Linked DNA regions of Homo sapiens: region 1 is linked to region 2. A link is a loop called in an ENCODE intact Hi-C map of the cell type or tissue named here. Cell type or tissue: Caco-2. All regions are shown on one strand. Each heading gives the region's core, and the rest is flanking DNA. Links, peaks and the distances in the headings are about the cores only.

Region 1 (2,911 bases), core at 256-2,755, 86 kb before region 2:
ATACAACTGACCGGCGTGTGTGCCCTGCATAGGCCCAGGTTCCTGGAAAAGAAACCAACATTTGTATATAAAGACAATGTTTAACAATATCCAGGCTGGGCGCAGTGACTCACGCCTACGGTCCCACCACTTTGGGAGGCCAAGGTGGGAGGCGGGCTTGAGCCCAAAAGTTCGAGACCAGCCTGGGTAATAAAGTGAGACCCCCATCTCTACCAAAACAATTTTTAAAAAGTTAGCCGGGTATGGTGGCGTATGCCTGTAGTCCCAGCTATTCGGGAGGCTGAGGCAAGAAGATCACCTGAGCCCAGGAGGATGAGGCTGCAGTGAGCTATGATTGCACCACGACACTCCAGCTGGGGCAACAGAGTGAAATCCAAAAAACACCAAACAACAACAAAAACCAATGCCCACGATCTATTTAGGCTGAGGAATGTCTCCCTTCACTCTGACTGCCCCAAGTGCTAACAATGCCACTTCCAGCATCACATCAGGCTCCTCCCAAGCTGAGACTTGCCCAGAACCAGCTTCTGAAAACACTGAGGGCTGTCAGTGCTCTGTATGCCCCTCCCTGCCCACACTGGAGCAAGAAGAAAGGAGCTCCAAAGTTCTCCACCCCGTCCTCCACAGGGGAAGTAGGTGACATCTGCACCCCGTCCTATCATCAAGACTGTCTTCTTTGTTCCCAAGGCAGTAGGCATAACTTGACCATCAAATGCAAGTGATACATTTCCATTCTGGGCGAACAACTTTTAATACCAGTGGAAGAAGTGATGTCTCACCTCACAGATGTCATTTTGACAGAGGGCTCTTGGGGTGGGGAGGCAGGACAGAGAGTGGAAGCAGGAGAGAAAGTGGGCTCTGGTATTAGCACAAGCTGGGTCCGACTGCCACTTTGCAAACCCCCATTTGCCCAGCAGGGTGGCCCTGGGCACATTACTTAGCCATCTTCAGCCTCAGTTTCCCTCTCTCTACATGAAGTTCATGTCACCTTGTGCACGGAGAAGGGATGAGCTGTGAGGGGTAAATGAGGGGGGCATAGTCCCAGCACAGAGTAGCCACTCAAAAAACGAAGCTGTTTTCTCTTCCCCAGAGGCCCTGACGCTATGACTATGCATGCGGGCACCTGCTGGCGTCGGAGAGAGCTTGGGTCGTGGGAAGAAGGAGGGATTCAAGAAGGAACAGACAAGAGGTGGGAGGGAGACCGGGAAGAGCAGTGGGGCCACGGGAAGAAAAGTCGGAGGCCCGTGCCAGTGCTGTGATGAGGCCAGGCCAGTGCCTAGACCCCAGACTGAGCAGCCAGAGGGTGACCCTGAGTGACGCTTCCAGAGCAGTGGGAACAGAAACCTAATGGCCATAAAAAGAGAGCGACGAGGCAGGAAAACTCACAGGGGTACATATACCTTCTATCTGAAAGGCTTTCTGCTGACCTTCTGCTTCCAGATACAGTGTCTGCAAACCAATTATCTCCAAGTCTGCATTCCTGGGAGGACACGCAGTCATCCTAACCTCCCTGAATGAGTCAGTGGCCTTATCTTGAATAGCCAAATATTTATCTTACATCCTTTTTTTTTTTTAATAGACTGAGGGGACTTTTTGGTCTTGTTTTTCTGTGTGGTGAGTCAGCACTGCAGAGCAAGCCCACCAGCTATGACTCAGCAGAGCCAAAAAGACTCAAGGCTTCCTCCCAAGGAGGCTGAGATGCTATCTACACATGTACACAACATCTGTGCGTGCAGACACACAACACATACACAACCCACACATGTGTGTATACAACACATAAATGCACACACTGCACACATACACATGAAAAACAAACACAAGGCACACACCACACACATGTATACACAAATGCACAATGCACATGACACATACACACATGTACAACACATAAATGCACATACCACGCACACACTGTACACATACAACCCATGCACACACACACACAGCCTGCCTCAGAGAAAGAAGATTAATTATTCCTCCTAGGAAACATGTTAAACCAAAGCAAAAGCAGAGGGTGCCACAGGGTCCCCCTTTTCTGGCTTCCTGAGAATTAATTCCTAAGAAGCCGATCCGCCTGCCAAGAGTCCCCACCACAGGGAGCCAGTCTGCTCCTGGTCCGGTCCCATCATTTGTTTGCCAGACGATGACCGCACAGCCGCCTGTGTGCACGCTCCACTTCCAAATGGTCAGCGGGCCTGGCTGGTGGATCCTGTTTCCTCTGCAGGGGCCCCAGGCCAGTGTGACCTGCGGGCGGCACCACAAGGGGCTCACCTGCCTCCCCAGCACAGTCCTCCTTCCTACTGGAGGCTCAGCACTAATTTCCTCAAAGTTGCTCCCTGCACCCTGGGGCGAGGCCACCGAGATGCAGAGCCTGCCACTTCCTCAGATGTCAGGTGGAGGGGGAGGCCACGCTGTGCTACCAGAATGAGTTTACCCGACTGTCTACAGGAGCACGTTAAAGGTCTCCAGAAGCGCCAGACAGTCTGCTCCTGTACCATAAGCAAAGCTTATGGAGAGCTCATGACACCGTCCCAACCCAGGCCCTCAGTTGTGACTTTGCAAACTCAAGGGGGTAGGAAGTGCCAGGCTCCCCTGAGGGACCTCTCCAGAATCCCAGCAGATCACTGGCACCTGAAACAGGTAAATCTCACAGGGTCCCAGGCAGGTTCCCCTGCAGACCACGCAGCCCGATCCTCACGGGGCTGCTTCCCTGAGCTCAGCAAGGACCTGCAGGCTGAGCCTTGCTCCACTCTCCTGACTCATCCTAGAAGAACCATCCTCAGCAGGTGGCCGCAGAGCCAGGGAGGGCAGCGGGGCTGCCGCTTCGCAGGAGCATACTAACTGTGCATTCCACTTAAAGACGTGTTTTGTGTTTTAAAAACGAACTTAGATCAACCTAAGCATCAGT
Region 2 (2,911 bases), core at 254-2,753:
TTCCAAGACAGGGGCAGGGAAGAATACGCTTGGCACCAGGTAATCTATCGAGGGTCCCTGGGTGCTCACGTACTCCATTTGCATGGCACATAGATAAGTGCACGCATGTTTCAGAGGGGGCACGAGGAGGCACCCGTGTCAGGAGGTTCAGTTGAATCACTAAATTAGAGTGGTACAGGCCGGGTGTGGTGGCTCATGCCTGTAGTCTTAGCACTTTGGGAGGCCAAGGTGAGCAGATCACCTGAGGTCAGAAGTTTGAGACCAGCCTGGCCAACATGATGACACCCTGTCTCTACTAAGAACACAAAAATTAGCCAGGCATGGTGGCGGGCCCCTGTAATCCTAGCTGCTTGGGAGGCTGAGGCAGGAGAATTGCTTGAACCCGGGAGGCGGAGGTTGCAGTGAGTCAAGATCACACCATTACGTTCCAGCCTGGATGACAGAGGGAGACTCAGCCTCAGAAAAAAAAAAAAAATTAGAGCAGTACAAAGGCACTGTTGTACAACTGCACTACTATCCTCCACATGCATGTGTGGCAGGGCAGGAACTCTGCAATGTAAAAGTACATTTTTTCCCTTTGTAATTCACAAGTAATCTGTGGGCTCATACGATGGCACCTTGAAATGAACTTTTGCCTAATTGTTTAAGCATCAATTAATGACTCCTGCAGAAATAACGATTCCACTGGTGGTTGTAAATGGTCTTTTAAAAATTCTTTTTCATTTTCGAGACAGAGTCTTGCTCTGTTCCCCAGACTGGAGTGCAGTGGCGCAATCTTGGTTCACTGCAACCTCCGCCTCCTGGGTTCAACCAATTCCCCCTGCCTCAGCCTCCCAAGTAGCTGGGATTGCAGGTGCCCACCACCGCATCTGGCTAATTTTTGTATTTTTAGTAGAGGTGGGGTTTTGCCATGTTGGCCAGGCTGGTCTTGAACTCCTGACCTCAGGTGATCTGCCCGCTTTGGCCTCCCAGAGTGCTGGGAATACAGGCGTGAGCCATCACGCCTGGCCGTCTTTAAAAAATTCTACCGTTTCTATACATCTATGAGCAGAAAATTGGTAGATGAGGAAATTCCCTTCTTTGACCAAGATAAATTGATGGTCCTCCTAAAAAGGGAGAGAAATGCTCAGTTCTTTTCCTTTACTTACTGTATCTAGGTATCTACTCTTCTTCAGAGTGCAGGGGCGAGAACAGCTGTGCCAGAAAGCCCCTCCCGGCGGTGGGGCCCTCTCTGCATCACTTAGAGAATGGCAGGAGCTTGGGCCCAGGCAGGGACTCCCGGCTTCTGTTGGGGGCAGCACCTCTCTAGTACAGCCTCCCTGGGACTGCCTCCCACGTGTCCCCCTAGGTGGCTCGGACAGTCACAGTTAAGGGCAGGACAGAGTGTGTCCTCAGACTTCCCGCGTTCATCCCTCTCTCAATCCTGAGGTTCGAAAGTGGGAACCAGGCGTTGCCACCAGGTGTGTTCCCTCGGCTGCTCCAGGCGCTTCTTGTCTAGCAGGAAAGAAAGGAGGGCTTCCGAGTGGAGGTGGCCCAGGTGAGTTTCTACAGAGCCCTCCTTATCTCAGAGGCGGCAGCAAGCGCTCACTGATGCCCGCAGCAGGTGACAAGCGCGTGAGGGCGCCAGCTCTCCTATCATCATCATAGTCACTGCTTCCACAAACACGGGGGTTAAAGTCCAGGAGCCGCCGCTCCCCTGCTCCGAGCCTCCCGAGCACCTGATCAATTCCAAGCCTGAGTAAATAGTTTTGATTCTCTTTGCCTTGACAAACTCTGATCCTTCACACAATGATAAGCCTCTGGATAGTGAGGGAGTTCTGAAAGCTTCCTACTTCCCTCAAGGAGGTATTTGTTAGGCTGCAGAAAAGGAAACCGGTTCTTTCCAGGTTTTTAAAACATTCTTCCCAGTTCTTTGGCATGTGAGTTCCTGTGACCGCCGCAGCTACGTGCTCAGCAGTGCAATCTCAGAGAAGTCCAAACTGCCAGAGACTCTGCGCTTATTGCTTGGACAGTAAAGCCAGTATCATGTGATATAGTTTGCCTGGAAAATTACCGTGAGGCATGTGGCAGACCCAAAGAATGAGGACCGCACCTTGTTAGTAATAAAATCAGGTCCTGGCGCTGGAGGCTGAGCCTTCTGAGGGCTTGCAGCTGGGCGCCCGCCTGCTCCACTTCCTTTTCTGGAGGGAGTTGCGTGATTATCGGCTTCTCACGCTCTGTTTGCCTAATTTAGATTATTTTTAAAATTAATTCTGTCCTCTGAGCAGCTACCAGTATATTTTGGGGGGTCAGGTATGAGTAGTGGTTTTCTATTTTGTTTTTTTTAAGCTATCAGATAGAAATAATGACTGAGTGCAGCGGTAAAGGGAGGGTAGTAGTAGAAGGTAGTAGTAGAATCACATGCAGGAAATGAGCTCTGCTGACGTGATCCCACTCACCAGACCCTTCCTTAGACAGAGAGGGGAGCAACGTCAGGTGAAATTCAATCCACTCCATCTAATAAGGGCTAGTGATGACTGCACTGATTGGTCTGGGCCTCAAGGAGATGCCATGTCTTAGCCTGAGAAGGACCACAGTTAGCTGAAGGGACAGCAAGCAGACAGGCCACCAGGTGGGACACAGCAGGCTGGGTTCAGAGAACGGAAGGAGCCCAGGATGTCAGGAGAGATGACACCTGCCGGTGCTCCATGTTAATCCTGGCTTTGAGCCGGGCATGGTGGCTCACACCTGTAATCCTAGCACTTTGGGAGGTCGAGGCAGGAGGACTACTTGAGGCCAGGAGTTCAAGACCAGCCTGGCCAACGTGCTGAGACCCCATGTCTACAAAAAAATTGAAAAAATTAGCCAGGCTTGGCGGTGGGTGCCTGTAGCCCCACCTACTTGGGGAGGCTGAGGTGGGACAATCAGTTGA

The links. A loop is a pair of places that touch in the nucleus more often than their neighbours do. Peaks named below come from ENCODE experiments on the same cell type or tissue, not always from the same donor. Only the 100,000 strongest peaks of a DNase experiment are listed, where the experiment ranks them.
Region 1: it touches region 2 in a loop (9-fold over the local background); 2 of 110 quality-filtered maps call a loop at or near these places.

The regions. Positions count from the first base shown.
Region 1 is chr6:158,039,197-158,042,107 of GRCh38, reverse strand. The region is part of intron 4 of SYNJ2 (synaptojanin 2); the gene reads right to left. Among named protein-coding and RNA genes, the nearest start is that of SYNJ2-IT1, 40 kb to the right of the region's middle. RefSeq lists an enhancer at 638-1,173. In Caco-2, for the core only: no CTCF peak of the experiment used is centred there; DNase peaks (open chromatin) are centred at 1,527 and 2,171.
Region 2 is chr6:157,953,454-157,956,364 of GRCh38, reverse strand. No RefSeq gene overlaps it. Among named protein-coding and RNA genes, the nearest start is that of SYNJ2, 27 kb to the left of the region's middle. In Caco-2, for the core only: a CTCF peak has its summit at 1,609; DNase peaks (open chromatin) are centred at 1,634, 2,024 and 2,574; H3K4me3 peaks cover 1,371 bases.